3 separate regions of the Homo sapiens genome follow, and regions 2 and 3 are each linked to region 1. A link is a loop called in an ENCODE intact Hi-C map of the cell type or tissue named here. Cell type or tissue: heart left ventricle. All regions are shown on one strand. Region 1 overlaps NECTIN1 (nectin cell adhesion molecule 1). Region 2 has its middle 120 kb from the start of LINC02744. Region 3 has its middle 18 kb from the start of LINC02744.

What was found. Peaks named below come from ENCODE experiments on the same cell type or tissue, not always from the same donor. Only the 100,000 strongest peaks of a DNase experiment are listed, where the experiment ranks them.
Region 2: a loop joins it to region 1, with 2.1 times the contacts of the local background. A loop is called at or near these places in 5 of 110 quality-filtered maps.
Region 3: a loop joins it to region 1, with 2.3 times the contacts of the local background. A loop is called at or near these places in 51 of 110 quality-filtered maps.

Annotation. Positions count from the first base shown.
Region 1 is chr11:119,669,103-119,674,102 of GRCh38, reverse strand. All of the region lies in intron 5 of NECTIN1 (nectin cell adhesion molecule 1), which reads left to right. Among named protein-coding and RNA genes, the nearest start is that of NECTIN1-AS1, 38 kb to the left of the region's middle. RefSeq lists an enhancer at 1-524. In heart left ventricle, no CTCF peak of the experiment used is centred here; DNase peaks (open chromatin) are centred at 2,312 and 2,812; H3K27ac peaks cover 250 bases.
Region 2 is chr11:119,877,043-119,882,042 of GRCh38, reverse strand. No RefSeq gene overlaps it. Among named protein-coding and RNA genes, the nearest start is that of LINC02744, 120 kb to the left of the region's middle. RefSeq lists a silencer at 813-988. In heart left ventricle, a CTCF peak has its summit at 2,825; no DNase peak of the experiment used is centred here.
Region 3 is chr11:120,010,522-120,015,521 of GRCh38, reverse strand. No RefSeq gene overlaps it. Among named protein-coding and RNA genes, the nearest start is that of LINC02744, 18 kb to the right of the region's middle. RefSeq lists an enhancer at 1,000-1,605. In heart left ventricle, CTCF peaks have their summits at 1,889 and 2,096; a DNase peak (open chromatin) is centred at 2,024; H3K27me3 peaks cover 3,543 bases.

The DNA of each region.
Region 1 (5,000 bases):
AGCCAGTGTCTCGGGAGTGGGAGACCTCATTTGTGGGTATATTTAGGACACAGCTGCAGAAAGAGCCACGTGAAGTTGTCCAGGGTCTGCGCCTACCTGTCCTCAGAGCCGTTCTGTCACGTCTCTCACCCAGGGGCGGGAGTGTGGAGCCACCTGCTGTTGTCTGCAATCCCTGGCCTTGGCCCCGAGACTAGTCATAGGAGGAGGAGCATCAGGGTTGGAGCCTGGGGAAAGCTGGGGGGTTTCCACGGGTTGGCAGGTGGAAGGGGCCGGTGTCACACACTTCTCCCCAGCGGGGAAGGTCCAAGTACAGCTCAAAATGAGCCTCATGGTTACCCAAGCTCCAGCTCTGAGATACTGGGGGAGTCAAGGGGGAGGTGGGAAGGGCAGGGCCTGTGTTCCATGTGGAGTGGCCATAGGGAACATGACCACCCCTCAGGGAGGCACTGTCACATGGGAGACAGCACAGACCTGGCCTGAGTGTTCACACACTGGCTCTTCCTAGCTGTGTGGCCTTGAGCAAGTGCTTCACCTCTCTGAGCCTTGGCTTCCTAACCTCTGATATGGGGATACTCACACTTGTCTCAGGCTTCTTACGATCATGCAGTACTCCCTGCGTGGTGATACCTTCCCCTGATGGTGGGCTATCAACATGTGAGGGGTGTGGGCTGGGGGCAGGAGGGCCGGGCCACCTAGGGTCCCAGCTGGAAGAGGGACACAACATGGCTCTTGCTGGCAGCCCCGTTAGGCAGGAGCCAGGGACGCATGGCACTCACTGAATCATTGATAGGCCCAGGCGCTGAGCGGCTGGCCTCTCTCGGAAGGGACTCTCAGCCCCCTCCAGAGGACTCAGGGAGTTGGCCTGAGCCTTCTCAGGGCTGTTTGTTCTTGTGCTCTCAGGCAATTTCCAAGCAGCAGCTGACCTCACCACCCTCCATTCCACGTCGGCCCGTGCCTGCCACATTCTCTGGGGAGCCCACCCCGCAGGGCACAGCCATGCCCTTGCTCTAAGCCCCACTGGTCCAGAGGGAATGCATGAGCGAGAGGGATAAGTGGAAATTTAATTTTTCATTCTGGGCATTCGTTCGGGTAATAACTTTACCCTGGGCACATCTGGAAAGGGAAATGAGGAGTGACTGGGGCAGGGCAGAAGGTGGGCAGCAGGGGGTGTGCTGGAGGGACACGCATATGCAGAACACGTGTGTGCTGGGCCACTGCACACCTGCGCAGACTCGCTTTGGCATGGCTTCTTGGGGACCTGGGCCCCTGAGGAAGGAGCACTGAGTGGTTGCTGGGAGATGAGTGAGTAGGCAGGGCTGGAGGGCGGGATGCCCAGGCCAGGGAAGCATGGGAAGGAAAATGGCTGGAGCAGAGTGGGCAGGGAGGAAGGAGCAAGGCCTTCTCTCTGTTGGCCACAGGGAGTCTCTGAAGGGCTCTCAGCCAGGAAGCACCGTGGCGAGGTGTGTGGGTTAGACTGAGCATTCAGGGGGCTGTGTGGATGGCACCGGCACACCCGTTAGGAGCTGCCACCATGAGTGAGTCCCTAGTGGGAAACAACAGGCCCAGGCTGTGGCTGTGGCGATGGGGGCACCGAGGAGATGGACCGGACAGAATCTGTGTGTGCTTCCGTGGGCACAGGCCCCAGAGAACCCCTTTCAGAGGCCCTTACACAGAGGAGCAGTTTCATGGGGTGGGCCCAGTGGTCACAAAATGAAGCTCCCTCCCTTCTCCCTCTGGGGTAATGACAAGGTGGGGAGAGGCCCAGGGTGCAGCCTCCACCAGACTGAAAAAAAACAGATGAGGCAGCCTCTATCCCTGTGGGTGTCGGGAGGAGACAGGCCAGGCCTCTCCAGCTGGGACCCAGCCTCTCGCCACTCCCAAGAGCAGGACAGGGAGGCTGCCAGGGTGTAGGATGTCCATCCCAGGGTGCAGGGCGTCTGTCCCAACTCACATTTCCAGTGAAGCCCGGGCTCATCCCTTGCAGGTGAGGGTCACAGTCTGCCCATCAGTCCTGGAGTTCTTCAGACCCAGAATTGCGGGCCTTGAAGGCCAGTGTCCTGGAAGGGAGGCAGGTGTGAGCCTGCAAGTGTGCATGCCCAGCCATGGTATGGACATGTGTCTCTGGGCATGTAAATGTGAACCAGTGTGAACAGGCTCCGTCTGCATGCTGAGTGTGCATGTGGGAGCCCGTGGCTGTGCCGTGGCAACGTGCCATTCTCTGAGCCAGCGAATGGCAGTGTGTTGGGAGGTCTGAGAAGGCAGCTGCATCCGTGCCTCTGGGAGGATTCGGTTCTCCCCCAGCTTGCCGAGGCCCTGCCTGATGGTCTGACACGAGGCACAGCTGCTGCAGCTGCAGATGGACAGAAGGGCTTCCCAGAGGTGGACCCCAGGCCTCCCCACTCTCCCTGTGGCTGGCTGCACTGCATGCTGGGGGGTGTAGTTCTTGCAGCTTCCAGGCCTAATCTGATGCCGGAGCATTTCCTGCCTGAGGAAGCGCCAGGCATTGGTTTCGGAGGCAAACCCAAACATTCTCTTTGACCCCAAACCTCCAGATCCTAGATCCAGACTGTAAGCCCTAACACTTCACTCCACCTCAGATCTATCCAAAGCCCCCAGCACCAGCCCACCCACCTCAGTCAGAGAACCAGGACCCCAAAGGCATGCAGAGCCCCCACTTCCCCACTGTCTTGGCCAGCCAGGGACCCCAGAAGAGAGGTTACAACCCTTCAGGAATAGGGACAAGCTGCTCCCTTTGTAAGAGGATGTGAGGGAGGCTGGCTGGGCCCCTGCCAGCAAACACAAATGACCCTGCGGCCTGGCTCTTCTCTCTCCTCCCAGCTGCGGCCCTTGCAGCTCTGCTCCTGGCACAGAGACAGGAGCTACTGGCTGAGTGTAACAGCTGGAGGGATGGAGGGGGAGGGGAGGACGCTCCACTCCACGCCAGACAGCCCCTTCTGCTTGCAAATGAGTTAGATCCCCATGCTTCTCCTTTCTTCTCTCCCTCACTCAGTATCCTCACTCGAAAGTCTTTGATGCTGGAAGGTCATCCCAGCCATTCTGCTGCTGCTACACAGGCCCAGCCCTAAACAAAATAACCGGGGTTCTTTGGTCCCAAAAGATCCCCAGGAAAGAGTAAACCTCCTTAAGACTTAAGGAAAAAAGTTGGCTAGGCGTGGTGGCTCACACCTGTAATCCCAGCACTTTGGGAGGCCGAGGTGGGCAGACCACTTGAGATCAGGAGTTCGAGACCAGCCTGGCCAACGTTGTGAAACCCCGTCTCTACAAAATATTAGCCGGGTGTGGCAGTGCGTGCCTGTAGTCCCAACTACTCAGGAGGCTGAGGCACAAGAATTGCTTGAGCCTGGGAGGCGGAGGTTGCAGTGAGCCGAGATCGTGCCACTGCACTCCAGCCCAGGCGATGGAGCGAGACTCTGTCTCAAAAAAAAAAAAAAAAAAAAGGACTTAGGAAAAAGAATTAAATAGAAGGCCTGGAGGAGAAAAAAAGCCTAGTGTCATCTGGTCCCAAGCCACCACACCACTCCTCCTGTCACCCACTCCAGAGAAACAAGGTCCCAGTGGGCCCCATGCAGGTTTATTCGAGTCTCTCCTTACAATACTTGCTCTGCCTAGAACAAGGCTTATCTCTAAGACATAATCTTGCCATTGTAGAATTCATTCTGTCGTCCAACAGATACTTCTTGAACATTGACCACATGACAAGCGGTCTAGGTGCTTGGTATAAATCCATGAGCAAAACAGACAAAAAGTCCCTATCCTTGTGGAGCTTACGTTTTCGCATAGGAGGAAAGACAATAGATAAAATACATTTTTAAAAAATATGTAGGCTGGGCGTGGTGGCTCACACCTGTAATCCCAGCACTTTGGGAGGCTGAGGTGGGTGGATCATCTGAGGTCAGGAGTGTGAGATCAGCCTGGCCAACATGGTGAAATCCCCATCTCTACTGAAATTACAAAAATTAGCCGGGTGTGGTGGCACATGCCTGTAATCCCAGCTACTCAAGAGGCTGAGGCAGGAGAATCGCTTGAACCCGGGAGGCGGAGGTTGCATGAGCCAAGATTGAGCCACTGCACTCCAGCCTGGGCGACAGAGCAAGACTCCGTCTCAAAAAAAAAAAAAAAGTAGTAATTTTGAAGGTGATATTGAGGAGGAAAAAAAGAGAGTAAGGGGATCCCAAGTGCTAGGGACCACACAGGTGGAGTGGGCTTATGAGCTGCAGTTTTAAATAGGGTAGTTGGGGAAGGTCTTGATGAGAAGGGGCTATTTGAGCTGTGTCCCAAAGAGAGTAAAGGAGTGAACCTGGGGGCCCTGGGGAAGTGGCTTTCAGGGGGCAGGGCAGCCCGTGCAGTGTGTGCCAGGAGTGGGGCAAGCCTGCAGGAAAGCGGGAACAGATGACTTCAGAGGTGGGGCGGGGCGTAGGGCAAGCAGAGCACGTTAAGGCTCTAGGGAGAGTCATTGGAGGGCTCTGAGCAGATATGTTACACTTCAACAGGATTTGTCTGGCTGCTGTGTGGAAAACAGTCCACAGAGGGAAAGGATGGAATCAGGGGAGCAGTTAGGCAGCTATTGCAATCAATAATCCAGATGAAAGATGAGAGTATCTTGGATCAGGGTGGTAGTGATGGAGACGGTGAGAAGAGATCAGGTTCAAGGTGCATTTTTTTTTTTTTTTTGAGACGGAGTCTTGCACTGTTGCCCAGGCTGGAGTGCAATGGCACAAACTTGGCTCACTGCAACCTCCACCTCCCAGCTCAAGCAATTCTCCTGCCTCAGCCTCCCAAGTAGCTGGGATTACAGGCACCCATCACTACACCTGGCTAATTTTTGTATTTTTAGTAGAGACGAGGTTTCACCATGTTGGTCAGGCTGGTCTTGAACTCCTGACCTTAGGTGATCCGTCCGCCTCGGCCTCCCAAAGTGCTGGGATTACAGGCATGAGCCACTGTGCCCAGCCTGCATTTTCAATTATAACTTACAAACT
Region 2 (5,000 bases), 210 kb before region 1:
AGAAATAGATGAAACATGCACAACACATATAAATCAATATCCAGGGTATAGAAAGAGTTTCTACAAAATGATAAGAATAGGCAAAAAAAAATGAGCATGGAATTCATAGAAGAGGATGCATAAATAAGCAGTGAGTGTATGTAATTTTTAGTAAGTATGAAAATGCTTACTAAAATTAGGGAAATTCAAATTAAATCATATATTTTATTTTGGTCAAAATTATAATATTGGTAATAATCAGGGCTCCAGGGAGTGTGGAGAAATGGGAAGTTTGATACGCTGTTGGGACTGTAAATTGGCAAAGAGTATTTGTTCAAATTAAATATACCATTACTCAACTAATTCTGCCAGGAGTTTCATTTCATGTCTATCCTAGAGAAATACTCCTTTATGTTTACAGAAAAGCGCTGACAAAGATGTTCTTCATTATATTGTTTCTAGTAGTGACTCAAATGTCCAAGAGGGGAAAATAATTAAAGATACATACAGACATATGTATATACAAATGCATACGTATACATACATAATAGAATACTATTTAGCAGATAAAAATGAGGCAGATCTATAGGTAGTGGAATTGAAATAGCTCCAAGTCATATTTTTAAGTGAAAAGAGCAAATTGCAAACCATATGTACCACATTTTAACATTTACATAAAAAACAAACAAAAGATCCTACATGTTTCTATTTGTATGTGTATGTAAAATGCATAGGCAGCTGTCTGTGAGGCTTCAGTCATTCCCTAGTCACCACTAGGAAGGGGGCTGGGAAGGAGCGAGAAAGGGAACACTTAGGCTTTATCAGTACTATGTGTATTTTTAAAATATAACTATATATACCTCCTATAGTTAAAAATAAATGTAAACATTTAGTTTTCCTTTGTGCACTTGCTGAGGGCGTGCCACTCGCATGTTCTGGCTCACCCACCTTGTGCTCTGCCACCTTGGATGAAGGAAGCACATGTTTCTGGTTCCTCCCCACCAGGGCTTCCTGGCGAACCTGAGGAAGGCTCCGGATTCCCAGAATCCTCTAAGGGCTGGGCACGGTGTGGTTGCAAAGCACGTGGGCTTTGGAGCCAGAAGACTCCAAAGCCTGAGTTCTGCCCCCACTTCTTGCTAGCTATGCAACTTTGGTCAAATGAATCCCTCTGTGCCATGGTGTTTCCATCTGTAAAGAGGGCTAACTGGTAAGAATACCTTCTTGCAGGGCTCCTGGGAGAACTGAATGAACATCAGATCCACTGGGCATTAAAATATATTTTTTAAGTTTGAAAATGTTACTCTAACACCAGGTTTAGGGATCGCCTGTCTTTTCCAAACACTTGCAGTGACCCCTCCCTTACAGGAGAAACAGCACTGAGCATGAGTTTCCTCCCCTCTCCTCTCCTCTCTGCCTTCCCATATCTATGTGTACTCACTAGAGCTGTGTACTCACTAGAGCTGTGCACTCAGGTGAACAACGACCCCCGTTAACCTCTTTGATTAAGTCTTTGTCCTCCTAGTCCCCATCTACACACCTGTTAGCAAGTAGCAAAGGCTGCCCCTACCTCTGGGCAGCCAGCAGCTCCCCTGTGGCCCTGAGCCTGCTAAGGGCTGAGCTGGCCCTTCCCCGAGCTGTCTTTGTTAGCAAGAGATTGGCAGCTTCCTAGAAGCCAGCTGGGAAATGACTTCTGAACCACACCAAAAGGAGCAGAAGGTTAGCAACGCTTTGCCTCTACTCCTCCTTGGGCCCAGGCCTGCCTTTACACCTGCTTCTCAGGGAGGAGTAAACTACTCAGATCCTCCCTCCTCCAGGACAGGCCCTGCCTCTGGAGGGCGGACAGAGATAGTAGGAGAGGAAAATCACTTCTGACCACTGCCAGTCTATTGGCCAGCCAGGTCACCAGCCCCTGTCTCCCGAGACGCAGCTGTAGATGGGAGTTGAGGGAGCAATACCTGCCCAAATCGCTCCTGCTGCTCTCCATGCCATTCGCCTGTCGCTCTCCTCCAAAAAACGTGTCCATCATCTGTGAGCCCCAGGCTTTTCTCTCTCTCTCTGATTGGACCCAGGGACAGAGGAAGCCTGAGAAGATTGAGCAAAGTCTCCTGTTCTCCAGTCCTCCTCCCATTCCTGCTCCCTGAGGGGTACCAGAACCCACACCCAGCCATGTGTGCAAACAAGCATGCACACGCCCTCCAGGGTTCACCCTGCAGATCTAGAGGATCGCTCTGAGTCCTCTTCTCCAGCCCCTGCCTTTGGCCCAGAGGTCACCTGAATCTTTCCCTACATTTATTCTTATTCTTATGTATTTATTTTTAAATTCATGCAAACCAACAACTTGCACCTACATTTATTTTTAAAGACACCCAAGAACAAAGATTTCATCATGTTTAATTATCCTTTAAGACCTGGCTCAAGCATCATAGCCTCTGTGGAGCCCTCCAGAGCCCCCCTCTCCTTCCCCGTGGAGCTTTTTCCCTTGTGTCTCCAGCTGTCTGGTGAAAGTGCATCAGTCACAGAACTTACTCCACGGGGTTGCATTTTGTCACACATCCATCTCCCCCACCACACTGTGTCATCTGTATCTAAAACACAGTGATGACACATGTTAGACACACGTCAATGAATGATGGATGGTTGACTGGACAGATGGATGGAAAGCCTCCTGCCAAGGACTGAATGTTTGTGTCCCCTTAAAATTCCTATGTTAGAATCCTAACCCCCAAGGTGATAGTATTAGAAGGTGGTGATTTTTGGGAGGTGATTAGGTCACGATGGAAGAATCCTCATGAATGGGATTTGAAAGTGGCTCCAGAGAGCTCCCTTTACCCCTTCTGCCATGTGAGGGCACAGTGAGCATACAGCTGTCTATAAACCAGGAAGCGAGCCCTTGCCAGACACTGAACTCGCCAGTGCCTTGATTGTGAATTTCCCAACCTCGAGACTGTAAGAAATCAATTCTGTTGTTTATAAGCCACCCGGTCTATGGTGTTGTCATAGCAGCTCGAATGGACTAAGACACCTCCCTTGCTCATCCTCCCCAGCTTCTAAGATGTAATGCAACACAAGTTCTTCCTGCTGCCTACTCTTTCAACAGTCATAATTCTGTTGGCCTATATGTGTATTTATAACAGAGAATTGGCCAGGCGTGGTGGCTCATGCCTGTAATCCCAGCACTTTGGGAGGCCACGGTGGGTGGATCCCCTGAGGTCAGGAGTTCAAGACCAGCCTGACCAACATGGTGAAACACCATCTCTACTAAATACAAAAGATTATCCGGGCGTGGTGGCGCATGCCTGTAATCCCAGCTACTTCGGAGGCTGAGGCAGGAGAATCGCTTGAACCCAGGAGGCGGAGGTTGCGGGGAGCCGAGATTATGCCATTGCACTCCAGCCTGGCCAACAACAGCAAAACTCTGTCTCAAAAATAAATAAATAAATAAATAAATAAATAAATAAATAAATAAATAAAATAAATATAATAAACAGAGAATCTTCATAGACATCATTGCACCTGATGGGCCAGCTGTTCTTCTTTTTGGAGGAACCCAAGCTTCTTTGAGAATAGAAAAAAATTGTGCACAGAAAAGTGTACAAGTGTACAATTTTGTTAACAAGTGGCTTGCAGATACTACTGAAGGGCACTGAAAGGCATCCATAGACCTAGGTTCAGAATCCCACCGTGATGGTCTACACAGAGACCAATGCTCTTTCCTCTGCATATACAGCCCTGCATTAAGATGGCAGGAAATGAGTGGGCATCTGCCCTTCGTTGAGCTGAAGATCATTTCTGAGACTCTCTCACTCCATTTTTCTTCAAAGTATGTACTTGTTGTTCACAAAGCAAGTGATTTGCCCTAAATTCTATAGTGATAATAAACAGTTTTCTTCTTGAGATTATTCTGTCTTGAAAATGGGGTGTCCAATGCAAGTACTTAGGATTCTCTGGACAGTGCCCCCATTGGAGGCCCTGGGCTGGTTGGGCAGCCACAGAACACATGGAGTGCCCGTCTTGTATGCACCCGGCAAGAGGAGCAGGAGGGCTGGATCCACCCCTCCCTGCCTCCATGAGAGTTCTCTCGGACAGAGTGAGTTTCATGCTTACAGTCTGAGGGCCTCATCGCTGAATCCACCAGCAGAGTCTGCAGCCCGAGGCCCATGGTGGGGGAGGCAGGCGGGGCTCAGCCCTTCTCAGAGGCAAAAAGCAATGAGGTTGAACTTTATATTTATTGATCATGGCTTCTCTAGACCTTTACTATCATTTAACTCTCGCTTCTAACCAAATCCCCTTTATCTCTTTTTGCCAACTTCACTGCCCAAGATCGTTTTGTTCTCACACCGTAAACACATTTCCATTTCAGCGAACAGCGAGCCCAGCCACAGGAGCCCTCTCTGGGTTTATTTTTCTCTCTTATCCTAGAGCCTCCTCATCATGGAAGAGAATTAAAGGAAGGAGCAGCCCAGAAGGAGTTAAACCAACCCAGTAAATAAAGATTGCAAGATCTCAATTTCTGGAACAACTTCAAGCGGTGAAACTGTGGTTGATTTAAAGAGAAGGGCTTTTGGTGTTTGAATGAGTTGGGGGCCTTTCCATATGCAAATAAAAAGACAATCATGTCTCTGGATTATCCAGCAATTATGAACATTTAAAAGAAAATTTAAAATGAACATTTAAAAGAAAATAAATAATAAGAAAGAATAAAGTTGCAACTCAAAGCCTAATCTTCCAGGGGTCCTTCCCTCCCCCTTAGTAAGAGCCACTTCATGCTGGGAGGTGACTCCAGGTAGGAATCATGAACGGAGCAGCCTAAATGGATGTGCCCCTCTCCCTCTAAACTCTCTTGGTGTCTTTCTTATCTTCTAATGAGGTTCAAATGTGCTATACCTCGATTAGGATGAAATCAGAAGGCCCCCTTTCCTCTATCGCCGAACTCTGAGTTAGGCCAGATGAGGAAGGGCGGCTTGAGCACCGAAAGCCTTAGCACATGTCTTCAGGAGTTGCTTCGGCTCCCCGGGGCACAC
Region 3 (5,000 bases), 340 kb before region 1:
AAGAAAATTATTTGAAGCTGACAGATCTGAATTTAGTGTCTGTTACTTACAAGTTGATTGATTTCTGCAAAATTCCTTTAACCCAGTGGTTTTCAGCTGGAGGTGATTTCACACTCAGAAGGCATTTGGCAATGTCTGCAGACATATTTAGTAGTCACAACTGTGTGTGTGTGTTGTGGGGGGGGGGGTAGTTACTGCTGTCATCAAGTGGGTAGAGGTCAGGAATGCTGCTAAACGTCCTACAAGGCATAGCCAGCGCCTGCTCAACAAAGAATCATCTGAACCAACATGTCAGCTAACGTTGAGAAGCCCTGCTGAGCATATTGAGCCTCTGTTTCCTCATCTGTAAATTGGGGTGAAGAGCAGCAAGCTAGAAGGATTAAATGTAGTAGGGGTGATCCCTGGAACATCGTAGACCCTCCACACAGTTCCTTTTGGTCCCCTCTCAAGGCACTTCTTCTTTCTGGGTGTGGAGAAGTTGGGGAGAATTCAAAAGTATTGCCAAGCTAATTACAGGGCAGAGAGTCACGTTCTGAAGGAACATGAAAAGTACTGGGATTCTTTAGCCTGAAGAAGAAAGGTGGCTTAAAGGTGATTTAATAATAGTGTGAAAGCCTAGGAAGGGTTATTATTTAGGGGAAGATAATCCACTGCTCTCCATCTTCACTGAGGAATGAAAATGAGCCCTGAGCAGGGTGGAATTGGGCTGGATATGAGGCAGGACTTCCTGCCTGTGGAGGTCCTCTGAAGAAAGAGGCTTGATGGCTTTATGTGTGTGGGAGGAGCTGTGGGCATGGCAGAGGCTGGTGTGTGTAGGGAAGCACAATGCTGAGGACAGCTCTGTCTCTGCCCTTAAGGAATTCATAGATTAGTCTGGGGTATATGGGGAGTGATGCAAATGCCACAGGCAAAGGGCTCCAGGAGGCCAAAGGTTTAGGGGATAAGAGAAGGAAGAGGAGGAGAGGCAGGATTTGAAATGGATCCTGAAGATATGTCAGATGTGGGCAGATGAAGAGCAGAACCAAGAGGCAGGGGAGGTAGGCGGGAGATGGGAAGATGTGGCTGTGTTGGAGGATCAGTGGTGAACCCTCCAGGAGATCTGGGCCAGATCATGGGTGCCCGGGGATGCCAGGTGAGGGGTTGTCCTGTGTTCAAAGGGGCAGGGGTCTGGGCAGGAGAACGCTTTCTGGAAGCTGTGTAGTTTGGGCTGGAGGCAGCCTGTGGGGCAGGAAGGGCGCTGAGAACTGCGGCCTGAAGACTTAAGTCACAAGAGAGAGGTGATGAGTGTGGCAGCAGCTGGCAGGGTGCGGGTACATCCTCTCTGGGGCCTGATTTCCTGGGTGGGACTCTGGTCTTTGGTAGGCAGGTTGCTCCAGGTAGGCAGATTGGCTCCAAGCGGGGCCACCCGCTGCTCGCAGCACCCTGGAGCCCATCCCGAGTGTGGGGTCCCTTCCTCTCCACTCTGGAAACCTGGGGCACAGCTGGCCGCCCTGATGCCACCGACGGCTCTGCTGCTGCAGGGACTCTGCTTGTGGGGGTGTGCGAGGCCCACTCCGGCTGCCCTGGGTACCTGTTCTCCCTTGGTGTTTCCTCTGTGCTTCCTGCCGTTGCCTGTCTGGTGCCGAAGCCGGCTGGGCTGCCCCCCTCAGTGGTGATGCTGGTGGAAAGGGGGTGTAGGAGTAAAGGCAGGAGCCGGGGGGTGGGGCCTGGGGACGCAGAACTATCTAGGCTTAGTAGGGCTGCTGACAAAGTCCCCCATCTTTGCCTGCCACATCTGTCTCTGAGTCTACACAGACCCCTCCGCCACTGATAGTGCCAAGCCCCTCCAGGGCTGCTCCTGCACCCCCCAGCCTCCGGCAACAGGCAAAACAGACTGCTCTGAGCAGTGGCTGCTGCTCCCCGGGGTCCATCCGAGCACCGGCAGCAGCACAACTTGGCAGCCGGCACAGCCCCGGGCAGGAAGCTCCTGCAGGGGGACTCCGCGGAGGCCTGGGTGAGAGGGGAGGGGCTGCAGTGAAAGGCCTGTGAGTTAGGGTGGCCCTAAGGGAGGACTTTCTGGCCCTACATGGAAGTTGGTGCAGTGCAGCGTCCCCACCACCAGACGGTGCATGGGCGCCTCCTAGGGACCTTGGCAAACACAGATATTCCCAGGCCCAGCCACACCTGCCGAGTCAGGATTTGGGGGCATTGGGCAGAGCTCCACCTACCCTCATGTCCAGGAGGCCAAGCCCTTTGTCCCCTCAGAGGACACCCGTTCAGAGGCACTCTTCTCTGACATGGGACAGCAGCTGCGGACGGTTGCTGGAGGCAGTCTGATGCGCCTCCGCGTTAGGAAGATTGGGGTTTGTTCCGGGTCTGTGATATTAGTTCTGGGACTATTGTCAAGGTGCAAAACTGTACCGAGCTTCATTTTCTTTATGTGTAAATGAAGCTGTCAGTACCTATTCTACAGGATTACTTTGAGGATCAGTGAAATAGTGTAGTGTCTCTACATGGTTGGTTTTTAACAATTAATATTCTTTCCTTTTCCGTGCCCCAGGGCCAGGACTCCAGTGAGCCCAACCTGGTGTTTTCCAGTGTTTTCAGGAGGCATTCATTCTCAGGGGCCCACCTGGGCTTGTGGAAGCCCGAGAGTGTGTATCTCCTTGAATTTTGCACCCTGGATGCCTTCCTTGCTCACCCTGGACCCAGCCCTGCCCTGCTTTTGAGCAATTTGTATTCTTGGTTTAACAAAGTGTGGAGAGGACCCTCAAGGATCTCAGAACCTACTGGATGAGGCAGGAAAATAAAAAGACACAGAGTGTGCTGTGTGATCAGCAGAGATGAAGGTAAGTCTGGGAGGATGGGGACCTGGGGCAGCCTCTAGCCCCGACAGGGGAGGGGGCCAAGATGATCAAATTAAGGGAGACAGGGAGGGGGCTGAGAAGGTGACAGCAGAGCCAAGATGAGCAGATGAACCAGCATGAGTTAACTAGCATCACAGACTCTCCTGTAATGGGATCCCAGCCCGGTTAATCTCCACCATGGGGAGGACATTTGGCCTGTGCCCACTCTGAAAGCCTACGGTTATGCCTATAGGATGCCAACCACTTGCACAGAGAGCACAAAGCTCACCAGATGCTTCCAAGGCTCAGAGGGCTGGCCTCACACTGGTGCTGGCCCACATTAGCTAGCACGCGGCAGTCCCCGGGGGGTCTGGGAAGATCCCCACCGAGGGGCAAATTCCCCTAGTCACCCTACAGCAAGCCCATTAACTTCTTGTTCCTCGGGGAGTGAAGGCACTGTGATTGTGAGTCATGCCACTCCCCAATTATTTTGAAAGAAAGCTTCCTTAGTGAAGGAGGAGAATTACAGAGCAGCGCCAGCGTTGGGGAAACATGCTCAACTTCCAGCAGTCATTCCCGCTCGCCTCCTTTCTCTTTGCTCGAGGTGCGTATGACAAGAGCTTCCAAACAGCTTAAGCACAGGAAACTCTGGGAGTGTGTGTGTCTATATCTGAGCGACTTTCATCTCTCCATAGGTTCAGTCTGTCTGCAAAGCCTCCCTTGTCAGCAGCTGGCGAGGCAGCTCAACAATAGAATGATGCTTGTTTCACCGCTTCCAACTGAGCTCCCTCGCCAAGCTCTCTCCCTCCAGCACAGAGAGGTGCATCTGCAATAGACCTGAGGGCTGGTGGTGGGGTCTTCAGCAATGTTTTTTCCAGCTTGATGCTCAGCCCAGAAAGAGCCTTTCCTCTCCACCTGCTGCCACAGAGCCCACCACCACCTCTGGCTGCTGCCTTGTAGAAATTCCAGCTAGCTCCAGTGGAAATCTCTGGGCTGGTGATAAATGCACAGTGGGGCAAGGCTGCCTGGGGATGGGGAGATTGTAGAAAATGACTTCTGGAGTCCTCTCCAGACTTCCATCATTAGGACAATTGTTCTCAGGGGCTTTGAAGTCTCTTGCTGTTTTGCGCCATTTTCTTTCTATAGTAATGGTCAGATTCTTCAGGGCTAGAAAGAGTTTGAAGGCCATCTGGTCCACTCTCATTTCTCTCCCCTCCAATGCCTTCTTCTCTCCCCTTTCCATGTTTAAATCTCCTCTACAAGTTGGGCAACGTTTCACTTATACCCTTACAGCTACAGGATGCTCAGAGGGTCTCAAGGTCCCTGGCTTTTCTTCTGTTGAGCTGGAGTCTGTCCACATTGGGTTGATAACAACTGGCTCTGCTTTTACCCCATGGAGCAACAGGATGGAGTCTCAGCTCTCCCCTCCACGACAGCCTGGCTCCTGCTGAAAGGCGACTAGCATGAAACCCCGAGGCTTCTCCTCCAGGAGAACAAGGCTGACTTCCTTGAACTCCTCCTCACATGCACAGTTTTAAGTCCGTTTGACTGGAAACGAACATTTGAAATCCATCTCGATTCAGACTTCCTCCTTCTGAGGGATTTAGTAGACAATATGACAGCTCCGAGTCCAGCATGTGGGTTTATAAAGGTGACATCATAGCTGCTGCCCCCAAAGTATGTCATTTAGCGCTGAAAGCCTTGTCTGGCTGGTGGTGTTCAGACCCATGGGAGTCAGTCAGCTGCTGGAGCACTCACTGCCCAGAATCCCAGGCTTCGAGGGAGGTACGAAGGAAGAGGAGGCCTGAGCCGGCTCGTGTGGGGCCCTCAGATTAAGGCAGGCTGGAAGAAACACCAGAAAGAGACTTAATGACATTCATAAAGGAGCCCAGAGGGCTGCAGTGAAGCATGTGCAGATGCTGGGGCCTGCCCAGGTAGCCTGTGCAGAGGCTTCCAGAGAAAGCTGGGTCAACTTGCAAGAGAAAGTGGAGAGCAAGAGGAGGAAGAGCTTCCTAATGGCAGAGGTGGAAGCCAGAGATTCAGTAGTGTGAAGGACGCTGAAAAGGCAGAAGGGGTGAAAAGGCTGCGTATGTGTGGGCGGGGTGGGGTTAATAGAAAATTAGAGGGGTGAGGTGGAGAACTTATCGGGACTGAACGTGTAGGGCAGGCTTTTCC